2 separate regions of the Homo sapiens genome follow, and region 1 is linked to region 2. The links are chromatin loops, found by intact Hi-C in ENCODE. Cell type or tissue: GM12878. All regions are shown on one strand. Each heading gives the region's core, and the rest is flanking DNA. Links, peaks and the distances in the headings are about the cores only.

Region 1 (5,462 bases), core at 330-5,329, 140 kb before region 2:
ACACAGTTGGGGCTTTTTGCATGTAATGTTTGTGAGTGAGTGGCATGCTAGAGTTTTCTGGAGAATTTGGTCCTGCCATGAATGTGCTGGTTTTAGTTAAAAACTTTGACCTGCTTTTTCACTCTTGTTCACTGGGCACCTTTTTTATTTTAAGGTGGATATTTTGGCTCAGATTGGTTGTGTCGAAAGTCTCAGCCAGTCACCACCTTCTTCTCCTTCTCCTTCTCCTTCTTCCATATATAAGGTAAATTTCAAACTTGAACACAAGAGGAAATAAACATTTAATAAACCCTAAAAGTCATCTTTTTTTCCCAAGTGAAGTGATTATGTCAGGTAAAGTATCTTACAGGAGCTCTTCTTGGGGCATGGTGATGTGGGATGTGGAATATGTAGGAACTGGGAAGATCGTGAGGATTTACACCGTGGAGGCCTCTTAGAGGAGGCTTGATTACTGAATTCATCCCACGGGCAGTGAGATCTAATGAAAGGTCTTTAACTCTGTGGTTGACTGTGAGGAGGAGTGTGGTACCACGGAGAGAGGGAAAAGAAGAGGAGAATGAAGACATTGTCCTGTAAAAATTCAAGAGGAAGGGGAGGTGTAAGGAAAGAAACGAAGAGGCATCTCAGCATTGGAAACCTGAGTGAAGGAGCCGAGGGGATTATTGCATGACCAAATGTCTGCAGTTGAGAGACCAAAGGGGTTGTGGGGATGGAGAACAAAAATGTCAGAGACATCAGGCGCAGTGGCTCACGCCTGTAATCCCAGCACTTTGGGAGGCGGAGGCAGGCAGATTACCTGAGGTCAGGAGTTCGAGACCAGCCTGGCCAACATGGTGAAACCCCATCTCTACTAAAAATACAAAAATTAGCTGGGTGTGGTGGTGCACCCCTGTAATCCTAGCTACTTGGGAGGCTGAGGCAGGAGAATTGCTTAAACCTGGGAGGCAGAGGTTGCAGTGAGCCGAGATCACACCACTGTACTCCAGCCTGGGTGACAGAGCAAGACCCTGTCTCAAAAAAAAAAAAAAAAAAAAAGACACCAAAGGATCCTTCAACCAGATCATTGTAGTCTAGTTTGTTACAGTAAAGCTTAGGTTTTGAAAAAAGTCAAGATCTCAGCATTTAGCAACAGAAAATATTTGTGCTGAAAGTCCCAAGAATTAGGAGTTGCTGTTGTTGACCTTTACAGTAAAAATATTTCTGTCTTCTTCCTCTTTTATGTATCTGAAGGTAACAGAACGTTGGCTGGAATAGAAAATATCTTAAGCCTGTTATCTCTTCAATTAAAAGTCTCTATTAATATGACCTGGCTGTGCAGCTATTTGTAAATATAACTGTCTGGTCTTTTCCTGCATAGCATAAGCTAATAGGTATGTTACTTAGATGGGGATTTACTCAAAGAAATGCTAGTCTTTATTCTTTTCTTTATATTTTAGATGAGCCCTCACATATTAAGATAACCTCTACTGAATGCATACTGTGGGCTAGATGCTTTGTATGCATTATGTCATTTAATCCTTACAGGAGGATAATGTTATAGCCATTGTATAAGTGTGGGGACTAAGAGAGCTAAGTAAATTACCCAAGGCCACACAGCTAGTGGTAAGTGATAAAGCTGGGATTCAAACCCAGATAGCAGGCTTTGAGCCTAAGTTCTTAACCACTATCCCCATGTGGTATAATGATTACTTGAGTCAATTCCAATAGCTTCCTAAAGGGAGTTAAACTCCACCTAGTGTACCAGGATTCGTCTTGCCCCTTTTTATCCCATATTGTATATTTGTACCATGTGCAGCTTTCCTACACTCACCACACAGCACCACCATGGGTGTGCGTGTCCGTCTCCCCCACCCCTCGTGGCCATTCTCAGTCTGTTCTGTGGTCCAGTGGCTCTGCAGTCAGGTACAAGCCAGTCTACTTTCTGAAGAAATTTAGCTAATGCTGTAAATCCTTTGAGTGAATGTGTTTAAATAAGTCTCCCAATGTCAAGCCTGCATAAATATATTTCTCTATTTGCATTATGAGGAGAGGATAGCTTTTAAATTTAGAACGTTAAACCAGCAAATTGTTAGTATATTGCTCCTGGGCCTAAAGGGGCATTTGATTTAGCTGGGGTGGGAGTTAGGAAGAGAGTCGGACATAATCATCTACCTGTGGTGATTACATAGATTTAAGCGTGTCCCAGAGACCCAACCAGACATGCTGTAGGAGTGTATTCATTCAACAGATACTTAATTTACAAAGCGTTTACCCAGGGCCCCACGTTCACGGGCAGCAGGAGATGGCAGGTTACCCTGATGGACACAGCCCTTCTCTGTGTCCTTCTAATGGAGCTCAGACGAGAGTGATTGTATATGTCGATTTTGTTTGTTGCATTTTCCAATGTTTGTTAAAATTTCAAGCATAGAAGAGTTAAACGAATTTCATAGTGAATAATCATATACCCACCTTCTAGATTTTACCATTCCCATTTTACTGCTCTTGCTTTCTCTCATATTTGCCCATTCCTCCATCTCCTGTGCCTGTCTGTATCATCCACTTTCAGAACTCAGACACTGTTATTTTAAGGGTACTCATAGTGTCACATGCTAAAAATTCTTTTTTCTTTCTCTTTTTTTTTTTTTTTTTTTTTTGAGACAGAGTCTCACTCTGTCACCCAGGCTGGAGTGTAGTGGTGTGAACTCGGCTCACTGCAACCTCCGCCTTCCAGGTTCAAGCGATTCTCCTGCTTCAGCCTCCCAAGTAGCTGGGATTATAGGCTCCTGCCACCACACCCGGCTTTTTGTATTTTTAATAGAGATGGGGTTTCACCATGTTGGCTAGGCTGGTCTCAAACTCCTGACCTCAAGTGATCCTCCTGCCTCAGCCTCCCAAAATGTTGGGATTACAAGTGTGAACCGCTGCGCCTGGCCAAAAATCATTTTTTCTGTAGTCACATGCTGAAAATCACTTATTCTGTGATCGACCACAACAAGTTAATTTTTTCAAAAAGACTCAATTTAGTCTTTTTATACATAAGGCAAAGTCTTAGTATACATAGTCTTAGTATACATAAGGCAAATCTGATTTCCTCCTTTTGGTGATCATGTCATGAAGGTTAGAGGTCTGACAAAGAGTAAGATATATTTCATACAAATGATCAAGAACATCACATTTAAAATATTTGAGTCCTTGCCACTTTATGCAAGGCATTTGGAGAATCTTTTGGGGGAAACATTCTCCGGGTAAGACAGAGCTGTCCCCGTGATTCACTGGTGGGACTGACCATCTGATTTGCAAATAATGAAGAAAGTGAAAGGAGGCGGCTGGATGTCAGCCAGCAGGCTGTGGGAAGGCCAGAGCCCTTCTGATGGGGTAGGGCTTTGCTAAATTGAGGAAGATGAGGTGTGCAGATAAGAGTACAGTATAGTGTGAGGAACAGCAGAGATGTAGAAAAGTTTGGGGAAATGTGTGAAGTTTGAAGCTTCAGAGTGAAGGTTAGTGGCAGGTAGGGAGAATGGGGAATGCAGCACGAGGCAAAGTTGAGACCTGTGCTGAAGAAACTCCTGATTGAGCCACAGGAAGCTTGGAGGTGACTCTAGGGGCAGTGAGTGCTAATGAAGGGATTTTAATTACCCATGATGGACAGTTAAGAGCTTTGCAAAATAAGGAGTGGGAAGAGAAAGAGGATGAAGATGCTGCTCAGTAGAAAGGAAGAGGAGGGAAAGGTGGAAGGAAAGGACAGAGAGGCGCCACAGGATGGAAACCTCAGCCCAGGAGCTGAATAGGTTTTACCGTGACGAGGTGTCTGTAGTTAGGGAACTACCAAGGGGATTTGGGAGTTGAGAGTGAAGAAGGCAGAGATCGACGTATGGGAAGGATGGGTTCAGAGAGAAAGCCAGTGATTGGTTACAGTTAAGAGGGGAAGGGACCTGCCAGGGCAGTAAAAGGCCATCTGCTGAGGGACTGAGTCCGAGGGCCGTGACGGAAGCTGCAGGAAAGATCTCCAGTTGGTAGGGTTTTGAGAAATGTGTTATCAGCAGGAGTTGGGTTGAAACAAGATAAAGAGAGCGTTCCAGGAAAAAAAAAAACAAAACCAAAGAGATAGAAACAAACATAACCACAAAGATTTCATAACTTAGGTGGAGAGCTAAGATCACATACATAACCAACTAGTATGACAGTTACTACACACCTACAAATTATTGACCAAGTGATTTTCAAAGAACAATTATTTGTTTTTGCCCTAATTAAATGGATTTTAATTTTTTGAGGACACTTGCTATGAATAGTTCACCTCCAGGTTTTTCCTCCATCTTGATGAAAATCCTTCCTGGCCAGTTTGCTAAGACTGAACTGTCTTCTGGAAGGCCCCAGCGAACATTCACTCTCCTGTTCTAGCTCACAGTCCTGTGTTCCTTTGTGATGTACCTCACTTAGCTTCTGGCAGTCTTCTGAATCCAGACCACTCACTTCTGAACTCTAGCCCGAGGTTACACAGCGGAAGAGAGGTAGAGCTGTTAACGGAATTCCAACTCACTAGGCTCTTGACTGTGGCCCTCCGAGCCCCTCCATTTCACAGCCGGTCCTTGATGGAAACCAGGCTGAGGCTGCTGTACCAATGATAGTCTGTCCCTAGTGTCCCAAACTTTGGTACTTTTTCAAGTTCTTATTTGAAAAAACTTGTAACTTAGAGTTTGGAGGACACGGAATATATTGCTAAATAGGAGAATAAAACTACATTTCCTTAAAGAAAACTGTAGAAGGAAGGGTTTCTCTTAGCTGAAGTGTGACTGCCAGGCCCTCAGCATGATTGCCTTCATTTCCAGCGTCCACTGGGGTCATCTGAGAGTCCATCCCGAAGCCGAATGTCACCTTGTAAAGCTGTGTGTTTGAGAAGTCACAGTCTTGTGGATGAAACATCTTTCTCCTGTTAGTATTTGACATAGAGTAAAATAACAAGTAACTTCAGTTTTTTCCTTAGAGGTATATAGGGCAGTAGAATGACATCATACTTGCACATCAAAAGCATGTAGTCTGTTTTTGATGCACCTGGCACGTGACAGCCAGCTGTCTGCCCCATGTGTCGGTTGGTGAAGAGTCAAAACAGACCAGCCACTAGGGTGTCTGTCCTACAACATTAGGGGCTATATTAGACAGGGTGGGTAATTTTCTTGCAATTATATTTTTTTCTTTTTTTAACTAGCACCATTTGTGTGTGTGTGTGTGTGTGTGTGTATAAGACTCAAATAAAGGGGAAGACTTGCTATTTCATGTTATGAAATAGATTCAGTACTGAAATATTGTGGAGTGAAAGGCATGAATAATTTTAATCAATTTTCTATGAATTCAGTAAACAGTGATTCAAATGAAAATCAGTATTTTAACTCAACATTCTAATGTGAAAGTTCAGATTGTTTTAGTTTAAATATTAAGCTGATGCTAAAGTTTATACATAAAAATAAACAGCTAAGAGATGTTAT
Region 2 (5,462 bases), core at 284-5,283:
TGCAATAAGGTCAGGACTAGGTAGCAATCTGTTTGCAAGTCAGGTGATGTCCAATTGTTTGCTTCCCCCATAACGGAAGGAGAATTTAATTGGGGTATCAGCTGACACATTAGTAACCATTTTATCAGCAGGTTATTGTCATTTCTTAGCGCTAACTCAGAAGGACTTTGAAGAATCGAGTGACATTTCTACAATGAAGCCCTTTCCATTCCCATCTATTTATTAATGTGAACAGGATCTTTTAGTGTTTGCGTCTACAAAAATGAAAACTAGAATTAGAATTGGTGCAGAACCTACTTTCATTCCTTCAATAAATATTTATTCATCTCATTAAGAGATGCCTTTCCAACACATTATGACTTTTTGTATCAAATGATTATTTGTCGGCCAGGCACGGTGGCTCATGCCTGTAATCCCAGCACTTTGGGAGGCCAAGGTGGGCGGACCACTAGAGGTCAGGAGTTCTAGACCAGCCCAGTCAACATGGTGAAACCCCATCTCTACTAAAAATACAAAAATTAGCTGGGCATGGGGGCTCATGCCTGTAATCCCGGCTACTCAAGAGGCTGAGGCAGTAAACCTGAAAGGCGAAAGTTGAACCCGGGAGACAGAGGTTGCAGTGAGCCCAGATTGCGCCACTGCACTCTAGCCTGGGCGACAGAGCAAGACTGTCACCTCCCAGAGACCCCACCTCCTAAAACCATCGCCTTGGGTGTTCATACTTCAGCATATTAATTTGGGGGTGCACACATTCAGCCAATAGCAGGTACACTGGTTGACCACACTCTTAAAGAGGACAGCCAAAAAAAATTATTTGGCAGTGTTTTATTTACATTGTATTGTTTACATTGTTTGACCAGTTAGGTATCACTGGAACGATAAACCAGAACGCTCTCTTTTTAAACACTTGGAGTTGAGGAACACACGGCTGCAGGGGCTGATGGGGTGATCAGAACAGGACGTAGAAGCACCAGATATGCTACATTAGGATGGAATTCTGAAGAGGGGGGACTGGAAATATGAGTGAAAGTTCCATGTGGTAAGAAAGAGCATGCTCCTGCAATCCTGTAAATAATAGATGGCAATGAGTATCACGTTACTGTGTAGATTCCATGGGATACTGACAAGAGGCTCCCAGAGTTTTAGTTTTACGTGTCAATATTTAGAATACACTGCACAATATATTATTTACAGGCATTTCAACTACCGATGAAAACCTTCAATGGCAGTTTTAAAATGGGCAGGGAACGCTGTCTGAGTCCAGTGTGTTGCTGTGACAAAGTTCCGTAGTAGACGGGGTGGCTTATCAGCAACAGACATTTATTTCGCGCAGTTCTGGAGGCTGGAAGTCCGAGACCAGCGGCCCGCAGATTGGCCGGCTGTGAGGACCTGCTTCTTGCTCCATAGATGCTGCCTTTTCTCTGCATCTGACATGGTGGGAGAGGTGCAGGAGATCTCTGGGCACAAACCCCATTCATGAGGGCTCCACTGCCATAACCCAGTCACCTCCCAAATACCCCCACCACCTCAAACCATCACCTTGGGTGTTCGTACTTCAGCATATTAACTTGGGGGTGCACACATTCAGTCAATAGCAGGTACACTGGTTGACCACACTCTTTTAAAGGGTACAGCAGGCCAGGTGCAGTGGTTCACACCTGTAATCCCAGCACTTTGGGAGGCTGAGGCAGGTGAATCACCTGAGGTCAGGAGTTCGAGACCAGCCTGGCCAACATGGTAACACCCCATCTCTACCAAAAATACAAAAAATTAGCCGGTATAATCCCAGCAACTCGGGAGGCTGAGGCAAGAGAATTACTTGAACCCAGGAGGCGGAGGTAGCAGTGAGCTGAGATTGCACCACTCCACTCCAGCCTGGGCAACAAGAGTGAAACTCCATCTCAAAAAAAAATAGCCGGGCGTGGTGGCTCACGCCTGTAATCCCAGCACTTTGGGAGGCCGAAGCAGGCAGATCACCTGAGGTCGGGAGTTTGAGACCAGCCTGACCTACATGGAGAAATCCCATCTCTACTAAAAATATAAAATTAGCTGGGCGTGGTGACGCATGCTTGTAATCTCAGTTACTCCAGAGGGTGAGGCAGGAGAATCACTAGAACCTGGGAGGCAGAGGTTGCGGTGAGCCGAGATCACACCATTGCACTCCAGCTTGGGCAACAAGAGTAAAACTCTGTCTCAAAAAATAAATAAATAAATAATACATGCATACATACATACATACGTACATACATACATACATACAGGGTACAGCAAACTAATCCGATTGGAAACTGCCGGACTTTGGGGCTAGATGGAGCATGGGCTTAAAGTGAAACCTACATTTTGGCTCCAACACAGACTAGCTGTGTGCTTGGGCGGGTGATTCAGCTTCCCTGGGGGACAGTCATGCGTGTGTGAAATGGCAGTGGTAGCCCTGAGACAGCAGCATGGGTAAGCAGGCTGGCGACGTCATCTGCAAGGAGGTGTAATTAGGAGCACCAGCTCTGGGGCCAGACTTGGCTTGAGAAACTTGCCCAGGCACTGTAGCTAGAAAGTGGATTTGGATCCCAGCTCCCCGCTCTGTCACCTTGGGCAGGCTGCTTAACCTCTCTGTGCGTCTGTTTCCCTCCCTGTGAGATGGGGCTGGTAAGGGCGCCCCTTGCGGTGGGCGGGAGGATGGAGTCCGCGCCTGTACAGCTCCCCTGCCTCCACTGCGCTCACCAGATACCGGCTCTCCTCACTCCCCTGTACCACTCCCGACCCCCTCCTCCCTGGACCCAGGAGCCCCAGTGCTCTGTGGCAATGTTAAGAGCCTCTCCTGGCTGCTACAGTGCTCCTCTCCCCAGCCTCCCCCAGGCCGTGGTCCTGCCCAGGAAATGCACCTGGGACTGTTGCCAGGCACTCAGGCCCCCCACACGGAGGCTGTTGAGGAAGTGGTGCTAGAAATCAGCTCATGACTCTCACGGAGTGATGTCATGCAAAATTTTCCATAGCTCTGGCAGCCACAGGGGCCATCCTCCTGCCTCTCCGAGGGCACTTCTGCTGAACTGTGCTTTTCCCTGCACTGTGTCAGAAGAGGCAGGTGGGTGCCGGGAGCGCTCTGTGGCCAAGGCTCTGATCACAAGCTGCCAACCCCGGAACCCCACCTATCCTACTTGAGAAGCTGAACTCTGACCCCTGTCCCTGTCCCCAGTGTGATAACTTCCTTTGTTCTTAGGTGGTTTTGAGGTGGTTTCCTGAGGATGTGTCTGGGGAGATGTGATGGGATCAACCCCCTGCCCTGCTGGCAGCCCCACCCCATGGCATAGCAGCAGGCCCCTGGGAGCCCTGAGCGCTCATTAAAGGAACGCACTTTAATGACAGCCACACGCCACCCTGCCACAAGCAGCGCTCTTCTCCCTATGAAGTGTGGTGAGGAAATTGGGGTGAGAGGGTGGTGGAACTGGTTGTTTTGGGGGTCTCTTCCTGGAGTGTGGAGAGATCAGAACCATCTCCAGACCATGGCTGTAGACAGCGGCCCTTGATCATTCACAGAAGATCTCGCTGGGCGGATCCTTCAGACCTCAGCGGGGTGGGAAGAGTGTCCTTGGGACTAGAGCCCTGCCAGACCCCAAAGGCCGGTTTCTACCCGATGATCTCTTGGGCCCCGTCCCGAGAGTGAGGCACGGCGCCACCAGGCACCCCCGATACGCAGCGTGTTGTGAAGTGCCCTTGTGAGCAGCGGGGGATAGGGAACAGAAAACCAGCTGTCAGCGACAGCGAGGTGGTGCCCCAGAGAGGGCTGCCTCATTCGCCTGGCTGCAGGGTCCGAGGTCGTCTTGGTAGCATTTGGCAGGAATTTATTTAGGAAGCATTCAGCAAACCGAGTGTGTGTGGTGCTGGGAGATGACGACGAAATGGCCCTGCCCCCAAGGAAGCCCCTCCCCTGGGGGCACAGGTGGGGAGGGAGGTCATGAGCTTTGTGTGTGTGACAACTGCTGATGGGAATGCTATTGGCACGTACGAGGGGTGCCTGTCCGTGTCTTGGGAGAGCAAGGAAGGCTTCCCGGAGGAGTTGCTGCCAAGTTGGCCCAGAAGGATGAGGAGGAGTTCTTCTGGTGAAGTGGGGAGGGCAGAGGCAGGATGGTCCCTACGGAGCATGTGGGGACGCTCGTGTTCTTCCAGAGGATGGAATGCTGGGCCCGAAGCCTGAAGTATTGTTAGGGTAGAGACAGGCGGGAGGTGCGTGGAGAAGGGGTCATGGAGGTCTTGTTGGGCAGATGGCGGTGGGACGTCCCAGGCAGGGGGAGCATCTTGGGCAAGAGCCCAGGGTGCGAGGTCATGCTTATGGCACATTGGACCAGCTGGAGGACAGCCAGCTCAGGAGAGCAGCCGGCTGGGGTGTCTGCCCACGTGTGGGGCAGGGATGGGCTGCAGCGGGGAGGGATTTGGGAGCTTCTGTCGTAGTCCTGCAGGGAGTGGGAGCTGTGCAAGAAGGAAGGGCGGAGCGGCTGTGATCCAATGACTTTGGGAAGGCCACTCCTGTGATGGAGTGGGGGAAGACAGACCCCAGGCCAGGGGTCCTGAGTCAAGGCAGTGGCTGAGGAGGCACTGGGGAAGGTGATTTGGAGAGGCTTTGGGGGTAGGTCCTGGGGGTCTGGAAGGGCTCTAGGCCAGGAATTTTCAGACTCCTGGGGGCATCAGAATCACCTGGAGGGCTTGTTAAAGCAAAGCTTGCCCCCAGCCTCAGGCAGCTGGGCGGCAGGAATCTGCATGTCTAACAGGCTCCCAGGGGATGCTGACTTGCTGGCCAGGGTCCCACACTTTGAGAAGCCCCGCCTGAAGCTTACAGGACAGGGCAGGTTCTTGAGCCATTGAGTTGGGCAATGCCATGGGAAGTTGCAGGTGCACAGACGTTGCCTTCCTGGCTGCGGTTGAACCTGGGCTCCATTTGTCCCCTTGGAGCTCCAGGCGGCCGGGCCGACTTCGACCCTGAGCTCTCCTGTCTGATTTCCTTTCCAGGTGGCACGTCTCTGAGCTTCCTGGTGTTGGTGACAGGCTGCACATCTGTGGGCAGAATTCCAGATGCTGAAATCTACAAAATCACTGCCACTGACTTTTACCCTCTTCAGGAAGAGGCCAAGGAGGAGGAACGCCTCATAGCTTTGAAGAAAATCCTCAGCTCGGGGGTGTTCTATTTCTCATGGCCAAACGATGGGTCTCGCTTTGACCTGACTGTCCGCACGCAGAAGCAGGGGGATGACAGCTCTGAATGGGGGAACTCCTTCTTCTGGTGAGGCCCTGGGTCCCCTGCAGAGGGTGGGCCCTGGGTCTCCTGCAGAGGGTGGGCCCTGGTTGGCATCTGAGGCCTTGACCTCCACTTGCACCACCCCCGGGTTATGGGGCACCTCTGGAGAGTTAGGACCCAGGCCTGCTCTCAGCACAATGAGAGGAAAACTAACCCTGAACTCCCTGCCACCCCCCAC

The links. Hi-C counts contacts between places; a loop is a spot of excess contacts. Peaks named below come from ENCODE experiments on the same cell type or tissue, not always from the same donor. Only the 100,000 strongest peaks of a DNase experiment are listed, where the experiment ranks them.
Region 1: it touches region 2 in a loop (7-fold over the local background); 2 of 110 quality-filtered maps call a loop at or near these places.

Annotation. Positions count from the first base shown.
Region 1 is chr6:157,888,417-157,893,878 of GRCh38, forward strand. The region is part of intron 4 of SNX9 (sorting nexin 9); the gene reads left to right. SNX9-AS1 (SNX9 antisense RNA 1) reads right to left here and starts at 4,466. Exons shown (of 2, transcript NR_183542.1): 1 at 4,277-4,466. In GM12878, for the core only: no CTCF peak of the experiment used is centred there; no DNase peak of the experiment used is centred there.
Region 2 is chr6:158,023,758-158,029,219 of GRCh38, forward strand. It overlaps SYNJ2 (synaptojanin 2), which reads left to right. Exons shown (of 27, transcript NM_003898.4): 3 at 4,999-5,269. Among named protein-coding and RNA genes, the nearest start is that of SYNJ2-IT1, 25 kb to the left of the region's middle. RefSeq lists enhancers at 2,312-2,999, 3,000-3,687, 3,205-3,274. In GM12878, for the core only: a CTCF peak has its summit at 2,665; no DNase peak of the experiment used is centred there; H3K4me3 peaks cover 721 bases; H3K27ac peaks cover 983 bases.